Regions from separate parts of the Homo sapiens genome. Here region 2 is linked to region 1. Evidence: read pairs that join two places in POLR2A ChIA-PET (ENCODE). Cell type or tissue: Caco-2. All regions are shown on one strand. Links, peaks and the distances in the headings refer to the core of each region. The heading gives the core; the rest is flanking DNA. Region 1 holds the start of CLDN4 (claudin 4). Region 2 has its middle 5.1 kb from the start of BAZ1B.

The links. ChIA-PET counts read pairs that join two places held together with the same protein. Peaks named below come from ENCODE experiments on the same cell type or tissue, not always from the same donor. Only the 100,000 strongest peaks of a DNase experiment are listed, where the experiment ranks them.
Region 2: POLR2A ChIA-PET joins it to region 1 with 14 read pairs; 2 of 35 experiments call an interaction of 5 or more read pairs at or near these places.

Annotation. Positions count from the first base shown.
Region 1 is chr7:73,830,429-73,834,742 of GRCh38, reverse strand. It overlaps CLDN4 (claudin 4), which reads right to left and starts at 3,747. Exons shown (of 1, transcript NM_001305.5): 1 at 2,053-3,747. The coding sequence starts at 3,541. The coding sequence ends at 2,912. It overlaps METTL27 (methyltransferase like 27), which reads left to right. Exons shown (of 6, transcript NM_152559.3): 6 at 1-153. RefSeq lists enhancers at 2,656-3,358, 3,359-4,061. In Caco-2, for the core only: no CTCF peak of the experiment used is centred there; DNase peaks (open chromatin) are centred at 1,212, 2,382, 3,253 and 3,802; H3K4me3 peaks cover 2,759 bases.
Region 2 is chr7:73,525,165-73,529,546 of GRCh38, reverse strand. No RefSeq gene overlaps it. Among named protein-coding and RNA genes, the nearest start is that of BAZ1B, 5.1 kb to the right of the region's middle. RefSeq lists an enhancer at 3,758-3,827. In Caco-2, for the core only: no CTCF peak of the experiment used is centred there; a DNase peak (open chromatin) is centred at 2,496.

The sequences.
Region 1 (4,314 bases), core at 1-4,000:
GATCCAGCCCCCAGCCCCCAGCTGGCCCCTGACTCCATGTGGCCTTAGCTGGGCCCATCTGCTGGGCCTCCTCTGCCTCCCCTGTAAAATGGGACCTCCGAACCAACCCTGCCCCTCAGAAATGCCCTGCCTATTAAATGAGCTCCCAGAAAACAGTGGCATCTGTTCCTGTGGGTTCCAGAATCGAGACGTAGCAGGGTGTGGTGGCTCACACCTGTAATCCCAACAATTTGGAAGGCCAAGGCAGGAGGATCTCTTGAGACCACGAGTTCAAAACCAGCCTGGGCAACATAGTGAGACCCCTATCTTAAAGAAAAATTGTAAAAATTAACACTTTGGGAGGCCGAGGCGGGAGGATCACTTGAGGTCTGGAGTTCGAGACCAGCCTGGCCAACATGGCGAAACCCTGTCTCTACTAAAAATACAAAAATTAGCTGGGCATGGTAGCACACCCCTGTAATCCCAGCTAGTTGCGAGGCTGAGGCAGGAGAATTGCATGAGCCCAGGAGGCGGAGGTTGCAGTGAGCTGAGATGGTGCCACTGGGTGACAGAGCGAGACTCTGTCTCAAAAAAAAAAAAAATTGGAAAAATCAGCCAGGTGCCGTGGGTGCATGCCAGCTATTTGGGAGGCTGAGACAGGAGAATCACTTGAGCCTGGGAGGCAGAGGTTGCAGTGAGCCCAGAGCACACCACTGCACTCCAGCCTGGGCAACAGAGCAAGACTCTGTCTCAAAAAAAAAAAGAAAAGAAAAGAAAAAAAGCAAGAAATGATGGAGAAGACCCCTTCCTGGGGCCTCCCTGGATCCCTCCTTCCAGAGTGCTGGGTCCGCTCACCTCTAACTTACTGACAAGAAAATGAAGCCTGAGCAAGCTTGGAACATGCTTTGCACAACAGTAGCAGGGCAGAGACTCAAGGCCAAGGCCAAGCCCAAGTGGTTGCTGAGGCCCAAGTCCTGTCCTGGACAGCTCCCCCACCCAAATTTGGAGTCCAAAATCCCAAGCTGTAGGTCTGGGCCTGGGCCACACTTGGTTTCCTCATCGATCAAGGGATCAGAATGCCGAGCTCTGGGCGTGGCTTGAAGGCTGCCCTCCAGGTGAAAGGCATTTGGTGACCCTCAGCACCTCAGGGATGTGAACAGGGCTGATAATAATTTCTCCATCCAAGAGAATGGGAAGACTTCATGGGGGAGGAGGCTGGGAGCTGGGCTTTCAGGACGAGCAGGATCCAGAGGGTGGAGAAGGGAAAAGGGACATTCCAGGCTGGAAGCAGGGACCGGCTGTGCAAAGGCTGGGAAGGGGGACCTGTAGGGTGACTCAGCAAAGAGGAACAGACCAGCCTGACTGCCCAGACAAAGCTGCAACAACAGCGGGGTGGGGGTGGCAGGTGGCCCATACCTCGGAGCTGGGAGCCCACGTGGGGACGTCCCTCCTGGGGTCCCCAACCCTTCACCGGGGTCCCGGGCATACGCTGTTTTCTGTATATGGGTTTACCCTCCAACCCATATACAGTGGACAAGGTGATACCTTGGGGGCCCATTTAATTTCTTTTTTAAGGTGATACCTTGGAGGCCCGTTTCGATTTTTTTTTTTTTTTCGTTAAGAGATAAGGTCTCGCCCTGTCACCCAGGCTGGAGTGCAGTGGTGCGATCAAAGCTCACTGCAGCCTCAAACTCCTGGGCTCAAGCAATTCGCCTACCTCGACCTCCCCAAGTACAGGGATTACAGGCATGAGCCACCACACCCAGCTAATTTTTTTAACTTTTTGTAGAGATGGTGCCACTATGTTCCCCAGGCTGGTCTCAAACTCCTGCCTCGAGCGATCCTCCCACCTCGACCTTTTAAAGTGCTGGGATTGCAGGTGCTCACTACCGCACCCGGCCCAGCTCCAATTTTTCACAATTCCCTGGATCTCGTTTTTTTTTTTTTTTTTTAAGTGTTTATGTCCCGGCCAAAACACAGTGGTCCTGCCCCTGACTGACCCCCCCCACCCCCGCACCCAGGCCTCCAGCCCTTCCCCACCCACCTCCACAGTTGAAATCAGAGACAATAAAATTTCCTCCTGTGCACAGGTCCCATTTATTGTAGAAAATAATAATAATTACAGTGATGAATAGCTCTTCTTAAATTACAAAACAGAAACCACAAAGAAGGAAGAGGAAAAACCCCAGGACTTCCAAGGGTGAAGCTGTCCCCTCCTCCCTGCCACCCTCCCAGGCTCATTAGTGTCCTTGGAAGGGGCAGAGGACTCAGAGGGGATCAGTCTCCAGGGGCCCTGGGCTGAAGCGGGTGAGGCAGAGAGTCCTGAGGCCACAGAGCTGGGCAACCTGAGCCGCCTCTCTGGCCCCCTCCCCCACCACTGCCCAAACCTGTTTACAGCACCTTCGCCCCTCCCCTCTAAACCCGTCCATCCACTCTGCACTTCCCAGGCAGGTGGGTGGGCAAGGCCTCAGCCATACTCCTGGGCGCGGGTTTCGGTGAGCAAGGCACAGTCCCAGAGGTGATATCAAGGCCTACCCGGAACAGAGGAGATGCAGGCAGACAGAGTGGGGAAAATGTAAATGGGGACAGTGGCCAACGCCGATGCAGGCAGATCCCAAAGTCAGGGTTAAGCTATCCTGGCCAGCAGAAGCCAGCTCCCCACTCCACCACCACACCCTGTCACTTCCGTCCCTCCCCAATATCCAGAGGAGGGTGGACTCTGTTCTTGCTAGCAGGAGGCGGCCTTGGGAAGTTGTCCGAGTGGGCCAGAGAGGCTGAAGGCTGCTGCCTTCCTGCCTGGCTCAGTCTCTGCCCAGTCCCCAGTCCCCAGCAGCCAGTGGCCCGTGGCAGGGCCCTCCTGGGGTCACAGCCTGCGCTGAGCTCAGTCCAGGGAAGAACAAAGCAGAGAGGAACAGAGTGGAGCCGTGGCACCTTACACGTAGTTGCTGGCAGCAGCAGAGCGGGCAGCAGAATACTTGGCGGAGTAAGGCTTGTCTGTGCGGGGTGGACAGTTGCAGCAAAGCAGCCCCCCGCCAAGGAGCAGCAGGCCGGAGGCGGCCCAGCCGACGTAGAGCGAGGCACCCATCTCCCGCTTCTGCCCGGAGGCCACCAGCGGATTGTAGAAGTCTTGGATGATGTTGTGGGCCGTCCAGGACACCGGCACTATCACCATAAGGCCGGCCAACAGGAACACCACGCCCGCCACGATCATGGTCTTGGCCTTGGCGCTTTCATCCTCCAGGCAGTTGGTACACTTGCCCCCCACCACGGACAGCAGCACGCCCAGAGCAGCCACGATGATGCTGATGATGACGAGGGCGCGGGCCGCCTGCAGGTCCTGCGGCAGTGCCAGCAGCGAGTCGTACACCTTGCACTGCATCTGGCCGGTGCTCTGCACCACGCAGTTCATCCATAGGCCCTCCCAGATGGTCTGCGAGGTGACAATGTTGCTGCCGATGAAGGCCGTCACGCGCCACATGGGCAGCGCGCAGCACAGCATGACGGCCAGCCAGCCCAGGACGGCCAGCGCGATGCCCATTACCTGTAGCCCCATGGAGGCCATTGTTCAGCGTCCACGGGAGTTGAGGACCTGGAAGGCTGAGGGGATCCGGCTGTGGGGGCCGTAGGATTCCAAGCGCTGGGGACGGACTTAACGTTCGCAGAGTGCACCTTTGCACCGTGAGTCAGGAGATAAAGCCAGTCCTGATGCGCAAGCCAGCAAGTGTGAGCAGACCAGTTCCTTCCAGCCGACAGCTGCCAGGGCACTCTCTCTCGGGGACAGGTTGAGCAGTTATATGGCTCTGGCAGAGGGGCGGGGGCAGAGGGAGGGGTTTTTGTCACTGGGGCCTCCTCCTGACCAGTTTCTCTGGATTCCTGAGCCCAGGCCAACAAAGGCACTTTTGAGGCCCCAGCCCCGGGTCCCTGAGTCACTATCCAGTCTCAGAAGAAACTACTCTCTCCCCTTCCTCAAAGCCCATGCTGAGGTCACCCGGGAGACAGACACTGAATCACAGCCCAGGGACAGCTGGATGTTCACAGGTTAAGGCCAGGGGGCAACCAGACCCAGCCAGGTTTGGGAGCCTGAAGACCAGGGTCCCCACAGGCCAGTGCCCCCTCATTCCAGGCTTAGGTGGGAGGACAGGGTGGGGACCCTGAGGGAGAGAATTTGAGAATGAAGTCTTGGAAACGTCCACGAGAAACCCCACCTTGATTATTGTCATTTCTTGTCCTTACCAGTTTCATCACTGGCAGTTTCACGACTGTTGTGAGTATGATCACTCATGCATCTGGCCTCACCAGCAGTCTTTGCGGCATTGGCCGGATAAAGTTACGTGT
Region 2 (4,382 bases), core at 119-4,118, 310 kb after region 1:
GTGAAACCCTGTCTCTACTAAAAAAAAAATACAAAAAATTAGCCAGACATGGTGGCAGGCACCATTAATCCCAGCTACTTGGGAGGCTGAGGCAGGAGAATTGCTTGAACCTGGGAGGCGGAGGTTGCGGTGAGCTGAGATTGGGCCATTGCGCTCCAGCCTCGGCAACAATATGGAAACTCCATCTCAAAAAAAAAGAAAAACAAAAAACAAAACAAAACAAAAAAACTGGCCGGGCATGGTGGCTCACGCCTGTAATCCCAGCATTTTGGGAGGCCGAGGCAGGCGGATCACCTGAGGTTGGGAGTTCGAGACCAGCCTAACCAACATGGAGGAACCCCATGTCTACTAAAAATACAAAATTAGCTGAGCATAGTGGCACATGCCTGTAATCCCAGCTACTCTGGAGGCTGAGGCAGGAGAATTGCTTGAACCCAGGAGGCGGAGGTCGTGGTGAGCAGAGGTCGCGCCATGGCACTCCAGCCTGGGCAACAAGAGCGAAACTCCATCTCAAAAAAAAGAAAGAAAAAAACCAGCTGGGTGCAGTGGCTCACACCTGTAATCCCAGCACTTTGGGAGGCTGAGGTGGGTGGATCACGAGGTCAGGAGTTCAAGACCAGCCTGGCCAAGATGGTGAAACCCCGTCTCTACTAAAAAACAAAAGTAGCTTGGTGTGGTGGCAGGCACCTGTAATCCCAGCTACTTGGGAGGCTGAGGCAGGAGAATCGGTTGAACCTGGGCGGCAGAGGTTGCAAGGTTGCAGTGAGGCAATATTGCGCCACCGCACTCCAGCCTGGGTAATACAGTGAGACTCCGTCGCAAAAAAAAAAAAAAAAAAAAAAAAAAAACCTAGATAAACCTAGGTTTTGATAGCATAAGGAGTTTGAGGGCAGAAGTACCAAGATGGTGGATGGATTGTGGAGGGCCTTGAAGGTTAGGCCACAGTTTGGTTTAATTCTGTTTGCTTTAAGGAGCCATCCATTGGAAGCTGTAAACATTAGAGTGCCACGGTGTGCTGGATACCATGGAGAGGAAAGAGAGGGGAGGCAGGGAGACAGATGGGAAGGACAGTGCCTGCCGGATGTGTTTGCATATATTGAGAGAAGAGTTACAGTTCTGTCAGTCTGGGGACAGAGCAGAGATAGGTCCAGAGAAAACGAAGTAAAAACAGACTGAAGTCATCCAGAGACAACAAAAGAAAGGAAATGTAATGAGTTTACCACATGAATCATCTGAATAATGCATAATCATAAGTTATACGCTGCATGCTGATTTAGCCAATTGCAATATAATTCTTTTGGGAATATGTTTGCATATGTGCGTGGTGTTTGTGGGGCTAAGTTCTCATCTTCCACTGAAGAAAGTCAATAGCTAATATTTATAACTGAAAAACTAGGCCAGGCGCGGTGGCTCACGCCTGTAATCCCAGCACTTTGGAAGGCCGAGGTGGGTGGATTGTTTGAGCTCAGGAGTTCAGGACCAGCCTGGGCAACACAGCGAGCAAGACCCTGTCTCTACAAAAGATACAAAAATTAGGCTGGGTGCGGTGGCTCATGCCTGTAATCCCAGCACTTTGGGAGGCCGAGGCAGGTGGATCACTTGAGGTCAAGAGTTCGAGACCAGCCTGGCCAACATGGTGCAATACTGTCTCTACTAAAAATACAAAAATTAGCCAGGGGTGGCGGCAGGAGCCTGTAATCCCAGCTACTTGGGATGCTGAGGCAGGAGAATCGCTTGAGCCCGGGAGGTGGAGGTTGCAGTGAGCCAAGATTGCACCACTGCACTCCAGTCTGGGCAACAGAGCGAGACTTGGTCTCAAAAAAAAAAAAAAAAAAAAGATACAAAAATCAACTGGGTGGCACATGCCTGTGGTCCCAGCTACTCTAGAGGCTGAGGTGGGAGGACTGCTTGAGAAAGGGACTTCGAGGCTGCAGTGAGCTTTGATCACACCACTGCACTCCAGCCTGGGTGACACAGTGAGACCCTGTCTCAAAAAAAAAAAAAAAAAAAAAAGGAAAAAAAAACTGAAACTGAAAATAGCAGTATATGAATTATTAAAAATATAGAGCTAAAGACTAGAGGAAACGTTTAAGGAGTTGGAAATGGATGCCCAAGGGGAGCAGGAAGTGGTTAGAGGAGTGTGGCTGGGCTGCTTTTTGTAGGAGTATTTGATTTTCTTTGGAACTATGTTTTTATGTTTTTTAAAAATCCATCCATCTGCACACTGATATATGTTTCTTTTTGGAACTGTTTTCATTTTACCATGATAATACATAATTTGAATGCAACTGAAAACATTTTTTTAAGCAACAAGTCAGTATCATAGCAATTTTGGGCAGAAATAATAAAGGCCTGAAGCAGGTGCTGTGGAAAGACAGGAAGGGGAAACAGTTCAAGATTTTAGGCTGCTAGAATGGATGTTATCTAGTTGCCCCTGAGGCTGTGGAGCTCAAGAGAGAGGTCAGAGGCTGAGCCTGTGGGCTAAACAGGAAGGCGAAGCCATTAAGAGAAATAAAACCAGGGCCAGGTGCGGTGGCTCATGACTGTAATTACAGCACTTTGGGAGGCCAGAGTGAGAGGATCATTTGAGCCCAGGAGGCAGGAGTTTGAGAATAGCCCAGGCAATATATAGTGAGACGTGTCTTTATTAAAATATATATATATATATATATATATATTTTTTTTTTTTTAGATGGAGTCTCATTCTGTCACCCAGGCAGGAGTGCAGTGGCGCGATCTCGGCTCATTGCAACCTCCGCCTTCTGGGTTCAAGCGATTCTCCTGCCTCAGTCTCCCGAGTAGCTGGGACTACAGGCACACACCACCACACCCAGCTAAATTTTTATATTTTTAGTAGAGCCAGACAGGGTTTCACCATATTGGCCGGGCTGGTCTCCAACTCCTGACCTCGTGATTTGCCCGCCTCGGCCTCCCAAAGTGCTGGGATTACAGGCATGATCCACCCCTGCCCGGCCTAAAATAGTTTTTAAAATGTATTTTAAAAAAGAAAGAAAGAAAAAGAGCCAGGAGTGGTGGCTCACGCTTGTAATCCTGGCAGTTTGGGAGGCTTAGGTGGGTGGATCATTTGAGCTCAGGAATTTGAGACCATCCTGGGCAACATGGTGAGACCCTGTCTCTGCCAAAAACACAAAAAAAGAGCTGGGCATGGTGTTGTGTGCCTGTGGTCCCAGCTATTTGGGAGGCTGAGGTGGGAGGATCACTTGAGCCTGGGAGGTGGACGTTGCAGTGAGTTGAGATTGTGCAACTGCACTCCAGCCTGGGCAACAGAGTGAGACCCTATCTCAAAAACAAACTAATAATGTAGTCATTATAAAAACATAATCATAAAATATAGAAAAATATAAAGAAGAAAATCACATCAATTGTAATTCCAGTGAAAAAGGAGGGGTGAAAAAAAAGAAAAGAAAAAAAATTGTAATTCCAGGCCTGGTGCGGTGGCTTATGCCTGTAATCCCAGCACTTTGACAGGCTGAGGAGGGAGGAAACCTTGAGGCCAGGGGCTTGAGGCCAGCCTGGGCAACACAGTGAGACCCCATCCCCGTCACCGTCTCTACAAAAAAGAAAATACTTAGCAGGACATGGTGGTGTGTGCCTGTAGTCCCAGCTACTCTGGAGGCTGAGGATCTTGAGTCCAGGAGGTCGAGGTTGCAGTGAGCTGTGATCCCCCACTGCACTCACTCCAGCCTGGGCGACAGTGCAAGATCTTGTCTCAAAATGAGACAAAACGCAAAAACCATAAATCCATTTCCCCGAGATGAGCACTGTTCTTTATTTGGGGTCTCTTCATAAGCTCTATATGGTTCCTGAAGCTCAAGTTTCTGTACTGTGACCACCAAGCCCCACCTCCAGCTCCCACTTCCTCCCTCAGAATTTCCGGCTGTGTTCTGGATGGCTCTTCAGGGTACCTGGAGTTCACATGGCTGAAACCAAGCCCATTACCGATTTTCCCATCTCAGATCCCATCTTCACCAATCCCAGCAATGGATTCTAGCCCACAGCGGACCCAAGCGCTGAAATGATTATGGTGCCCAGTTCACATGTGCAAAGTGAGATGCTGTTCTGAAATATCAAATTGTTTTCTTTTGCTTTTTTTTTTTTTTTTTTGAGATGGAATTTCGCTTTATCGCCCAGACTGGGCACCATCTCAGCTCACTGCAACCTCTGCCTCCCGGGTTCAAGCAATTCTCCTGCCTCAGCCTCCCAAGTAGCTGGGATTACAGGTATGCGCCACCACGCCCGGCTGATTTTTGTATTTTTAGCAGAGACGGGGTTTTGCCATGTTGCCTAGACTTGTCTCAAACTCTTGGCCGCAAAGTATCCTCTCTCCTCAGCCTCCCAAAGTGCTGAGATTACAGGTGTGA